3 separate regions of the Homo sapiens genome follow, and regions 2 and 3 are each linked to region 1. Evidence: read pairs that join two places in POLR2A ChIA-PET (ENCODE). Cell type or tissue: MCF 10A. All regions are shown on one strand. Region 1 overlaps LINC01257 (long intergenic non-protein coding RNA 1257). Region 2 overlaps ADGRD1 (adhesion G protein-coupled receptor D1). Region 3 has its middle 33 kb from the start of LINC02415.

Evidence for each region. ChIA-PET counts read pairs that join two places held together with the same protein. Peaks named below come from ENCODE experiments on the same cell type or tissue, not always from the same donor. Only the 100,000 strongest peaks of a DNase experiment are listed, where the experiment ranks them.
Region 2: POLR2A ChIA-PET joins it to region 1 with 8 read pairs; 1 of 35 experiments calls an interaction of 5 or more read pairs at or near these places.
Region 3: POLR2A ChIA-PET joins it to region 1 with 5 read pairs; 2 of 35 experiments call an interaction of 5 or more read pairs at or near these places.

The regions. Positions count from the first base shown.
Region 1 is chr12:131,165,411-131,169,410 of GRCh38, forward strand. The region is part of intron 1 of LINC01257 (long intergenic non-protein coding RNA 1257); the gene reads left to right. Among named protein-coding and RNA genes, the nearest start is that of LINC01257, 2.4 kb to the left of the region's middle. In MCF 10A, no CTCF peak of the experiment used is centred here; a DNase peak (open chromatin) is centred at 2,121.
Region 2 is chr12:131,109,958-131,113,957 of GRCh38, forward strand. The region is part of intron 18 of ADGRD1 (adhesion G protein-coupled receptor D1); the gene reads left to right. Among named protein-coding and RNA genes, the nearest start is that of LINC01257, 53 kb to the right of the region's middle. In MCF 10A, no CTCF peak of the experiment used is centred here; DNase peaks (open chromatin) are centred at 2,224 and 2,914.
Region 3 is chr12:131,262,976-131,266,975 of GRCh38, forward strand. No RefSeq gene overlaps it. Among named protein-coding and RNA genes, the nearest start is that of LINC02415, 33 kb to the right of the region's middle. In MCF 10A, no CTCF peak of the experiment used is centred here; a DNase peak (open chromatin) is centred at 1,906.

The sequences.
Region 1 (4,000 bases):
TCTGTCTTCATTTCCTCAGCGTCATATGCTTGACTTTCTCCACCCCCAACCTGCTCTGCCTCTGTGATTATCTTCCTTTTTCTTTACTTCAGGACCTTTGCACTTGCTTTTCCTTCTGCTTGGAAAGCTCTTCCCACAGCCAGTTGGGTGTCAACTCTTTCCCATCATTCTAGTGGGAGAGTTACCTCTCCAGAAACCCCCTCTGGGACCTCCTTTTTCAAGCCTACCCTACTCTCCACCGTTTCACCCAATTTGGTTCCCTTCATAGCTGGCATCACTGTCTTGATGAGGGCTGAGCCCATGTGTGTCTTGCTCACTGCCATGTTTTCAGGATTGAGAGGCTGTTAGTACATAGTAGGTGGTAAGTAAACATTTGGTTGAATCCATGAACATCTATCATGCACGGTGGCAGCCCATTATGGGGAAGATACTGGCTTAGAGGAAGATGCCCAGAGTCCCCTGGAGAAATGGAGGAAGGCTTCACAGAGGAGGGGGCTCTCCATGAAGGCAGATTCACCAGGCTGGCAATGGGAGAGGACATTCCAGGGGTGGAAACCAGCAGGGCCAAGGCTTAAAGAGTGCACACAGTGGGGTGAAAGGGAACTGCTGGAAGTGGGGGAAATGGGAGATGGAGGAAGGTAGGGCAGCAGGTGAAGCTGGAGAGGAGGCAGGGGAAAGCCTTCTGCCCCAGGATCGGATCCTCTGAGGGAGGGGGTAAAATGATGGTCACCAAGATCAGATTTAATCTGCAGGCCTGTGAAGGAGGCACTGGGCTCCTGGTAAATAAGAAATCTCCCAGGGCAGAGACGTCACGCTGGAGGACCACGTGCTGGGCAAGATCCTCAGGTGTTTACTTAACATGATCAGTGTTAACATTTGAATTAGTGGCTGATGCTTAAAATTGAGAGGTTTTGTTTGTAATCCAGGTTTCTGATTTTCCTGAACAGTCAGGACTCTGATTACCTCAGGCCCCATTCTCAAATGGCAGCCATGGCTGAGCAGTGGACATTCCCTCCTGGGGGCATGCTCTCACCAGCTCATCCAGCCCACCCGCTCCATTTCTCCTGTAGCCATGTGCCCGAGGGTGTTCTGAAGATTCCAACTTTGCATCAACTCATATTCACTGAATGGATCTTTGGAAATGGTGATACTGTTTTTGACCTTGAGAAAGTTTGACTTTCATGTTACATGAGATGGACAGACAAGCAGTTCAACATATCACAGGACAGCATCTGTGTGTGGAAATAGTGGGGAGAACAGAGATGGTGTGGTTAGCAGAATCACGCCCCCCCAGTATGTCCATACTTAAATCTGTGGGATGTATAAATATGTTACTTCACATGGGAAAAAGGGCTTTGCAGATGTGACTAAAGGTATTGGCCTTGAGATAGGGAGAGCATCCTGGGTTGTCCAGGTGAGCCCAGTGTCATCATGTGAGTCCCTAAGATAGGATAACTTTCCCAGCTGGGTCAGAGAGATGAGTCAGAAGGAGGAGAAATTCAAAGCTTGAGAGAGCCTCACCCTGTTGCTGGCTTGGAAGGTAGAGAAAGCTGCCAAGGCATGCACATGGCCCCTAGAAGTTGGGAAGGCTGAGCCGATAGGCAGAGAGAAAACAGGGGTCTCAGTCTTACAACTACAAGGAAATGAATTCTGCCAACAACCTGAATGTGTCAGCAAATTATCCTCCCCTAGGGTCTCCAAAAAGGAACACAGCCTGTGGATACCTTGATGTTAGTCCAGTGAGGTCCACGTCAGACTTCTGACTTACAGAACTGCAAGAAAATATTTGTGTTGTCTAAGCCACTAAGTTTGTGGTGATTTGTTGGGGCCGTAGTGGGAATCTAAGATAGGTGGTTATGGTTCTGGAAGTAAAGGAAAGCTGCCCTTCAGCTTGCAGAGACTGGAAGGCAGCTCCACTTGAGGCCAGGGGTGTATGTGCAAGGTATTGGGTGGGGAGAGCTGACCTTAGGATGGAGAATAGAAACAAATGTGCTGAGAAGGATGCGTCCAGCTGCCCAGGAGAGAACGCTGGCAGTGCTCACCAGTATCCTGAAAGGTAGAACAGGGTGAGTCAGCCCCAAATAACCACCACCATGAACTGGAATCCTGAGAGCGAATTACCCACTTAGCAGAGTGCTGACGCTGCCATTTGCTTAGCAGACTTGGCAGAGGATCAGCAGAACGACTTCCTAGAAATGCTGGGGCAAAGAAACACATTGGAAAGTGTGTGATCTGCTGAAGTGTTTTTATTTTCTATTGAGAATGTTGTGTTTGTGCTTTTTGTGTCCTAACTGTGAAATGATACATTGAAAGATTGATTTTGTTAAGAAACTGCTCTTTGCTTGCTATGATCTTCTGGTATTTTTGAAAGGTTCTCAGGGAGGGGGTCATTTCTTTTTTTCTATCACTGGCAAGTCTGAATCACACACCATTATTTATAGAGTAGTTGGGCAATTTCTCTCAGCTTTTCTGATCACCAGCTGTACCAGCTCTGGCATAGATCTTAGAACGTTGTCTGTGGCCTGTGGCGGTGATGACTTCCTGGGAAAAGCCCACATTGAATTCTTATGATGATGTTGAGCCTAGGTATAAGTCTATGTCCATGACAAGGAGCAGGCTGAATGGCCCTGGGAACCTGGCCCCCCTTCCACACTTCCCTGACATTCACTCTTTAACCTGATCTTTGTTGAGTGTGGATTGTGGACCAGGCCCTCCCCTGGATGCTGGGTGTGAGCATCAGTGGGGAGATCAAGTCCTGTAAATCAACTCACATGTCAGAGATTTGGGGAGCAGAGATGGTGGGATGGCAGCAGGATGAAATCTGCACTATCTGTATACCACGAAGGTTATTTTGACTTCACTCCTAATACGTTAAACATTCTAGATTTCCAGAAAACTTACACTTTTTCACCAATGTGATGAACTTCAGCTGTGTTCTGTTGTTGCAGGATCTACCCCTGCTATCTCCCTGAGTCTAAGAAGCGTTAGTCAGGTGAAGCTGCAGCCCTTACCTGCAGGCTGCAGAGTATCATCCATCCTGAGAGATGTGGGGTTGTAGAGAGCAGGAGGGGCTGGATGGTGAGTGGCAGGAGAGGAAGTGTGAAATATGCCTGGAAATGGGTGAAGGGGATACCTCCAGCTGTAAGGATGCTGAAAGATTTTCTTGAGGGATGTTCCATTGTTTTGGGGGTCATTTAAATATGCCTTATATGTGTGAGTATTAAAAAGAGAAGAAAGAGGGACCACTTTCAATAATGGGTACAACTTATAGACAGAGACGAATAAGAAGTAGAAGACGAACAACAACCAAATGCACATTCCTAACAAATGCACATGGAACATTCTCCGGGATAGTCTATATACTAAGTCACGAAACAAGCCTCACCAAGTTTAAAAAGATTGACATTATATGAAGTCTCTTCTCTGACTACTATGGAATGAAGCTAGAAATCAATATTAGAATAAAAACTGGAATTGTAGGCCGGGCGCAGTGGCTCATGCCTGTAATCCCAGCACTTTGGGAGGCCGAGGCGGGTGGATCGTGAGGTCAGGAGATCGAGACCATCCTGGCTAACATGGTGAAACCCCGTGTCTACTAAAAATACAAAAAATTAGCTGGGCGTGGTGGCGGGCGCCTGTAGTCCCAGCTACTCAGGAGGCTGAGGCAGGAGAATGGCGTGAACCCGGGAGGCGGAGCTTGCAGTGAGCCAGATCGTGCCACCGCACTCCAGCCTGGGTGACAGAGTGAGACCCCATCTCAAAAAAAAAACAAAAAAACAAAAACTGGAATTGTTTCTTCTTCTTCCTCTTCCTCCTCTTCTTTCTTTCTTTCTTTCTTTCTTTCTTTCTTTCTTTCTTTCTTTCTTTCTTTCTTTCTTTCTTTTTCTTCTCCTACTCCTCCTCCTCTTCTTCTTCTTCTTTCTTCTTCTTCTTCCTTTCTTCTTTCTTCTTTCTTCTCAGATTTTCACTCTGTCACCCAAGCTGGAGTGCAGTGGCACAA
Region 2 (4,000 bases), 55 kb before region 1:
TCTCTAGTATTATGTTTTGTTTTAAAGTCTGTTCGTCCCATATGATTAGTAGACTCGCTCCAGCTTTCTTGCAGTTGCTGTTTGCAGAGCATATATATTTTCCATCCTTTTACTTTCCACTTATTTGTATCTTTGAACCTAAGGTATATCTCCTGTAAACAGAATACAACTGGATTTTTAAAAAATTGTCTGGCAATTTCTGCCTTTTGGCTGGGTCATTTAATCCTTTCCCATGTAATGTTATGACACATAGGGTGGATTCACATCAACAATTTTTCTCTTTGTTTTCTATATGTCTACTATCTGTTTTGTTTCTCTATTCTTCCTTTACTTCTTTCTTTTGAATTAAGTGAATATTTCCTAGTGTAACACTTTAATTCTCTTAATGATTTTTTTCACTTTTTTTTTTTGGTTATTTTCTTAGCGATTGACCTAATGCTTACTATATACATCTTAGCATATTAGAATCTATTCCAAATTTATACTAAATTATAAGATATAAACATTATTTTTATATAGGCATATTCTCTTTTCCTTTGTTCTCTGATTATTGCTATACATGTTACATCTGTATAAGGCACAATTCAATAATACATTTTTGTAACTATTTCTTTAATCTTGTATCTTTTAAAGAAGCTGGGATAAAAGGAGAGCAAGTACATATTTATAGAGTTACATTAACCTTCTGATTTCCATTTCTGGTTCTCTGTATTTTTTCCTGTGAATTTGAGTTTCCATCTGGTGGTGTTGCTTGCTATGTGTATGTATGTTTCTGTGTGTGTTAAGATTACTTTTTGGGGTCATTTGCTTTCAGCCTGGAGAACTTTCTTTGTTATTTCTTGTAAGGCATGTCTGCTAGCAACAGATTCATTTGTTGTTTATCTGGAAATCCCTTTATTTCACCTTCATTTTTAAAAAGTAGTTTTTCTAGATATAAGATTCTTTTTTGCTTTTCGTTCTTTGATTATGTCATCTCACTGCCTTCTGGCTCGATTGTTTCTCATAATAAGTCAAAACTTAATCTTACTGGGGTCCCTTGTATTTGAAGAATTGTTTTTCTGTTGATTCTTTGAGGACTTTCTCTTTGTCTTTCAGCATTTTAACTCTGATGTGTCTGGGTGTGTATCTCATTGTGTTTACTTTTTTTTTTTCTTTTTGAGACAGGGTTTCAATCACCCAGGCTGGAGTGCAGTGGCACCATCTCGGCTCACTGCAACCTCCACCTCCCAGCCTCAAGTGATGCTTCCACCTCACCCTCTTGAGTAGCTGGGACCACAGGTACAGGCCACCATGCCTGGCTAATTTTTGTATTTTTGTAGAGACAGAGTTTCTCCATGTTGTCCAGGCTGGTCCTGAACTTTTGGGCACAAGCAGTCCGCCCACTTCAGCCTCCCAAAGGGCTGGGATTACAGGCGTGAGCCACCATGCCTGGCCCACTTTTTGGTGTTTATTGAGCTTCTTAGATGTGTAGATTAATTCTCTTTATCAAATTTGGGAACATTTCAGCCATTATTTATTGAAATACTTTTTATGTTCCTTTCTCTATCTCCTGTCTTTCTAATATTCCCATTATGAGTAGGTTGGTGTGCTTAATGGTGTTCCACATTTAGAGTACACTTACAGTACAGCTTCTAAGACTCTTGATTTTTCTTCATTGTTTTTTTTTTCTTTGTTCTTCAAATTGCGTAATCTTTCTTTATCTCTCTTCAAGTTCACTGATTCTTCTGCCACTTTGGATCTATTTTGGAACCCCTCTAGTGGATTTTTAAAATTTCAGTTATTATACTTTTCGACTCCAGAATTTTCATTTGGCTCTTTTTTTAGAATTTTGATCTCTTTGTTGCTATTCTGTGTTTGATGAGACAGGGTCGTTATGCATTCCTTTACTTTTTCAATGACAGTTTCATTTAGTTCTTTGAACATATTTATAGTGATTGTTTTGAAGTCTCTTTTTTTTTGATAAATACGACAACTGAGCCTTCTCACAGGCAGTTTCCATTGCCTGGATTTTTCCCCATGTGTGTGTCACACTTTCTGGTTTCTTTGTATATCTCATAGTTTTTTGTTGAAGACTTGTCATCTTAGATGACACATTGTAGCCACCCTTGATTCTGATTCCCTCCTTCCATGGCTTCTCCTTGCTTGCTTATTTATTTGTTTAGTAACTTGGCTGGACTATTTAGCACAGTCTGTTTCTCCTGTGGTGTGATTCCTCTGACATCACTCCCCAGAGGGCAGTCTTAGGCATGTACAGTCACCCTGGGATGGCAGTGGTTTTAGCAGGGCTCTCTCTGTCTCTTTCCATGGCCTCTCTCTCAAGCTCTCTACTTATGTTTGTATGACACCATCTGTTAGGTTCCACTCATTGCCAGCCTATGGCTCTGTTGTTCCCAACAATAGCTTGGGGCACATGATGCTCTACAGCTTGATCTGATTAAATCCAGGCCCCTTCGTAGGGGTATTTTTGAGGCCAGTCTTTGAGGTTTGTTCTGACCCCAGGAAGGCTCTTCTGAGCTGTCTCTTCCCTGGCTGTCTCCAGTAAACCAGCCGGAATATGGTTTATCTTGGTGTTGTCGCGGAGCCACCAGCTTCCTCTTCGTTCCCTGCTGCAAAGCTCCGTTCTTTCCCAGACTACCTTAGGCTTGAACTTCTCCACTCTGCTTTAAATCAGTTCCCATGGGGAGCACTTTGGAGTTCTCTAACCTAATGGGTAGCTTCTTTTCCTGGGAAGAATTCCTGAGGCACTGCTCTGGAGCTGCAGGCAAGGACAGTGGCCCACTTTTTGTGGAGTGACATGTCTGCCTCTCATGCAGGGCACTGGGTGGGGGAAATCGCTTCGAATCTTCAGAGCTTGTCTCTCCCAGTGTAGAACCTCTGCCCAATGAGTCAACAGAGATGAGGGCAGTGAGGCCCCAGTGTTCTGAGCCTGCCACACCCTGCATACTATGAGTTGGAGGAGGAAGGGAGTCCCAACCTTTCAGCTGCTTTTATCTGGAGTAGAGCTTCTAAAGCACAAAGTTGGGGGGAATGAGAAATGCGGGCAGCCTTCCCCACCTCCCCCAGCCTGGGGAGATACCGTAGCCCTGGACTGGGAGCTGGAGGGAGTGGAGCCCTGTCTTCTTGCCCACACCTACTTGGAGCAGAGCCTCTCTCACACCAAGCTGGGCAGGGAAGCAGGTTTTGGCTGAAGTGCCACAGACTCAGTCTTCTTAACAAGATTTAGTAGATTTTCTTGAGCCAGTTTTTCTCAATTTGCTGTAAACCCTTAGGAAAATGTACAGAGACTTTAAATGATTATGTTTTTTAAAACTTTTTTTTTTCAGTGATAGCTGTCTCTGGGGAGGGGTCTGCTGAGCGACTTGTGCTGTCATTCTAGAAGTCAGCTCCCCAGTGATGTGGCTTCTTTGCTGAGCTTTGCCCTTGCCCATCCCAAGGGGTCCCAGTGAGCACTGGAGGCTCTAGGTTGGGCTGTGCATTGACACTTAGCATTCTCGCAGTTGTTGTAAAACACTGACCAGACATGAGGGACCTGCTACTTGTTTCAAATACGTTTAATTTTCACAGTCTTTGTTATGCAAGTAGCAGGTAAACAGGCTTACTTTGTGCTTTGAGTTGGCAAATGTAATTTATCTGAGGATTAAGTGGAGGTAAATTGTGCTCCCCTCGTGGCTCCCTGGGGAGACTGAAGAGGCCACTTGGGCAGCCACCTCCAGACTGCGGCTGGTCATGCAGGGAGCTCCCCGAGTCACCACGGACGTCCTCCGTCCTGCCTCACTGCTCATGCTGTATCATCACGAGGATGCTTTTGCACACGCTGGTCCTGAGGCCCGTGTCCTCTGCCCTCCCTCCAGGTCACGCATGACCTGCTTCTTCAGGCCTCTGTGACGCCCCAGAGAGGAGAGCTGCTCCTTCTGATGATATCTGACCTCATCAGGGAGGATTTAGAGGCTGACTGATGGCCAACTATCTAGAGTTTATTATAGTTTCTTTATGGATACAG
Region 3 (4,000 bases), 98 kb after region 1:
ATACATTTGCAAAATAAATGGAACAGAAATAATTTCAAGAAGAATTAAAGAGAAAACAATTCATATGAAAGCACAAACAGGGCCAGGCGCGGTGGCTCACGCCTGTGATCTCAGCACTTTGGGAGGCCAAGGCGGGCAGATCACCTGAGGTCAGGAGTTCGAGACCAGCCTGGCCAACATAGCGAAACCCCATCTCTACTAAAAATACAAAAATTAGCCAAGTGTGGTGGCACATGCCTGTAATCCCAGATACTTGGGAGGCTGAGGCAGGAGAATTGCTTGAACCCAGGAGGCAGAGGTTGCAGTGAGTCGAGATCACGCCACTGCACTCCAGCCTGGGTGACAGAACGAGACTCTGTCTCTCAAAAAAAAAAAAAAAAAAGAAAAAAAAAAAAAAGAAAGCACAAAGAGGTAAGGCGTTTGCATAGTTTGTTTCTGCAGAGAAGAGAAAAGTGAAATGGAGAAGATTCCAGAGATACAATTAAGAGAGCTTTCCTGAAATCTAAGAAGGGTTGAAATCAAAAGATGTAAGGTATTCCGGGTAAAATCAATACAGATTTATCAACCCCAGGCTACTTTCTCATTTCACTAAACTTCAAAGAGAAGCAGTCTCAGACAACAATAACAACAACAAAAAAAAAACAAGTCATTTTTCAGGACTAATCAATTTCCTGAATTTACAGGAAAATTCAGACTGGCTCAAACTTTTCCAAGCAAAATAGAACATTAGAAATAAGCAACCATGAGCTCCTCTTGAAAAAAAATCTGAGTGCCTATGAACGCGGGCCACTCGGGAGGGGCAGGGAGGTGCTTTGGGGAGTAGGATGGCTCGTGAGAGGGGATGGTCCCTTGCAAAGCACCCAGGGGCCCAGCTGTGGCGAGGACACCCACAAAGTAAAGGCAGCCTATGTCACCCGGATGTCATAGAAAGGTCCCCACTGCCACCGCTAATGCAAACCTGTGTATACATAGATATCTATGTCCTTGCACACACGCATATTTTAGCAGAAATGGACGTCTATCTGCACATCGTTCCTTTTTTATTTCCTAATCTGGCAACCCTAGGTCTCCCTCCCATTTCTCCCAAGTTGACCCAGACCTGGGTCGTCTCCAGCCCCCATGACTTCTGGAAATCAAACCTTATGATCCCTGCCAGCACCTTACCCTAACACAGTGAGCCCAGGCGGTGTGGGTGGGAGAGTGTGCCACCTCTCCCTGCAGCAGGGAGGGGGTGATGTCAGAACAGGCGTGCCCCTTTCTCAAGGCTCTGCTTCAGCTGCTGCTGGGCACCTTGTGAGCCTCCTCTGGGGACCACGACATTCCAAGTTCATCAATGCATCCAGCTCACCCCTGTGTATCCTCTGTGTGTCGGGGTAGTGGAGAGGGCTGGAGGCCCCTCAAGGAGCTGTGCAGTGAGTAGCCAGGAGTGTGCAGGTGACTTTGAGAGAAGTGATTTTTGCTGGTAGTCACAGGGGCTGCAAACCCTCACGTTGATATCCGGCCCTCTGCCCCCCAGTGCTTTAGGAAGGTGGCGCTGCCCTCTACCCTTCAGGCTCTGAGCTGGGGGTGGTGTGGGGCAGAACAAGCGCAGACTCAGTGGTCCCTGGAGAGCTGGGACAAGGACAGGAGGGCACTGATGGGGAAGCATCACTGCCGGGCAGCTGGGAATCCCTGGAAGAGCCATTCCTCATCCCCACTGCCTGGCCCCCTTGATGTCCCCTAAGCATCTCACTCCACATCACTGCCTCAGATGTAGCTTCTGAGTCTACATTGAAGCTGGGATGCTGTGGGCTGAGCACAGGCACCCAGTAGAGCAGGGTGAGTGGACGGGAGGAACCACCAGGCCATGCAGCTCCTTCCCCCACCTGCATGCTGGCCGTGCGCCCAGCATGGGCTCGCCCAGCGGGAGGACACGGCAACAACCACAACAGCCAAGAGGCGGGAGAGGCCAGCGGGCACTGACGGTGAGTGGATATTGGAAATGTGGAATGTCAACACAACAGAGCATTATTCAGCCTAAAAGCAAGGAAGCCCTGCCATTTAAGACAGCGTGGATGAACGTGGAGGATGCTGTGCTGGGTGAAATGAGCCAGCCACGGAAGGACAATGTCACACAATGCCCTTATATGAGGCATGTGAAATAGGCTCGTGGAAGCAGAGAGGAGCATGGGGGTGCCAGGGGCTGGGGGAGTGGGAGGGAGAGCTGTGAGTTCAAGGGCATCATGTTTCGCTCATACAATATGTATTGGTCCCTTCTTGCGTTGCTTAAAAGAAACACCTGAGACTGGGTAACTTCAAAGAAAAGGGGTTGAATTGGCTCCTGGTTCTGCAGGCTGTACAGGAAGCACGGCAGCTTCTGCTTCTGGGGAGGCCTCAAGGAGCTTTTACTCATGGCAGAAGGTGAAGCCGCTGCAGGCACATCACACAGGGAGAACCGGAGCCAGCGGGGGCGGTGGGGAGTGCCACACGCTTTTAAAAGACCCGATCTTTCAATAACTCACTCACCATCACAAAGACAGCATCAAGCCATAAGACGTCCACCCCGCTGACCCAAACACCACCACCCCAGGCCCCACTTCCAACACTGGGGTTACAGCTCAACATGAGGTTTGGGCAGAGACATGGATCCAAACCATCTCACAAGACGAATACGCCCCGAGGTCTGCTGCAGGCGTGGAGCCTCGTCTCCAAGTCATGTTGTGTGCTAAGAGGGTAGATCTTATGTAAAATGTTCTTATCACTCTCAGAAAAAAAACAATAAACACACAGGGTGGGAGGAACTTTTTAGAGGGTTTTTATGGCATCGGCCGTGGCGGTGGTTTTGTGTGTTTATGGCATCGGCGGTGGCGGTGATTTTGTGTGTTTATGGCATCGGTGGTGGCGGTGGTTTTGTGTGTTTATGGCATCGGCCGTGGCGGTGGTTTCGTGTGTTTATGGCATCAGTGGTGGCAGTGGTTTCGTGAGCGTACACTCATCTCCAGACCCATCCAGTTCCACACATTAAATATGGACAGCTTTTTGTATGTTAATCATTCCTCAATTAAAAGGTTTTAAAAAATGTTAAGATGGTGAATTGTATGTTATGTGTATTTTACCACTATTAAAAGTAATTTTAAAAGAAAAAAGTTGGTATTATCATTATGTCTATGGTAGTATCTTCTCTTTTACATATATACGTGTGTGCAGGAGTTATAATTTTTATTTCCTCTATAATTATATCTGTTTTCAGGCATTCTACAGTGAATCATTGCAATAAGAAAAAACAATGTGGGCAACATCTTTTGAAGATGCCTGGGAACCGCCTCTGTGTCTTTTAAAAGTCTTCTGTTGAAATGTTTGTGAAAGTTACACTGATCAGTGTGGGCCACAGCTGCAAGACCTCTTCCTCCATAAAGCGGGTGGAGGAGAAGAGCAAAGCGACCTTGAGGGTCCTATGGTCACCTCAAGTGCACAGACTCAGACACCCGTGAAAACTGGAGCTGGCAGCCAGCAGGAGGGAAAGGAGATGGGCTGGGACCTGGAGCTCAGAGAGCAGCCACTATGACCCCTGAGACCCGAGCTTCCCATCCCAGGCCTGTGTTCAAGAAAACCCTCATCTTCCAGCCGCCAGCACATCCTCCCACCTTCTTGAAAACACAGTCAAGCTGTGATGTTGCCTCTGTCCCCTTTGAGGCCCCCTGGGGGAGGGAGGGGTCACATGGGAGCACAAGACCCCAGTGAAGGGTCCCAGCTCCCACCGCTCCTGACCAGGCTGTCCCTGCCGATGGAGGGATGGGGTCGCTCAGCTGCCTGCAGGCCTCGTGGACAGCAGGCCCAAGGAAGGATGGCAGTCTCACCAGCTGACCAGACCCTGCAAGGGTCCTGCCGCCCCAGGCTGCCCTGAGAGGTGGACACAGGGACCTTTATGAGGGGGCATGAAGGGTGGTCATGGCTCTCTCTGGGAGCAGCCATGCCTTCTGAGCAGGGTGATGGGGGTGGAGCCCGCAGTGCTGTTGAAACA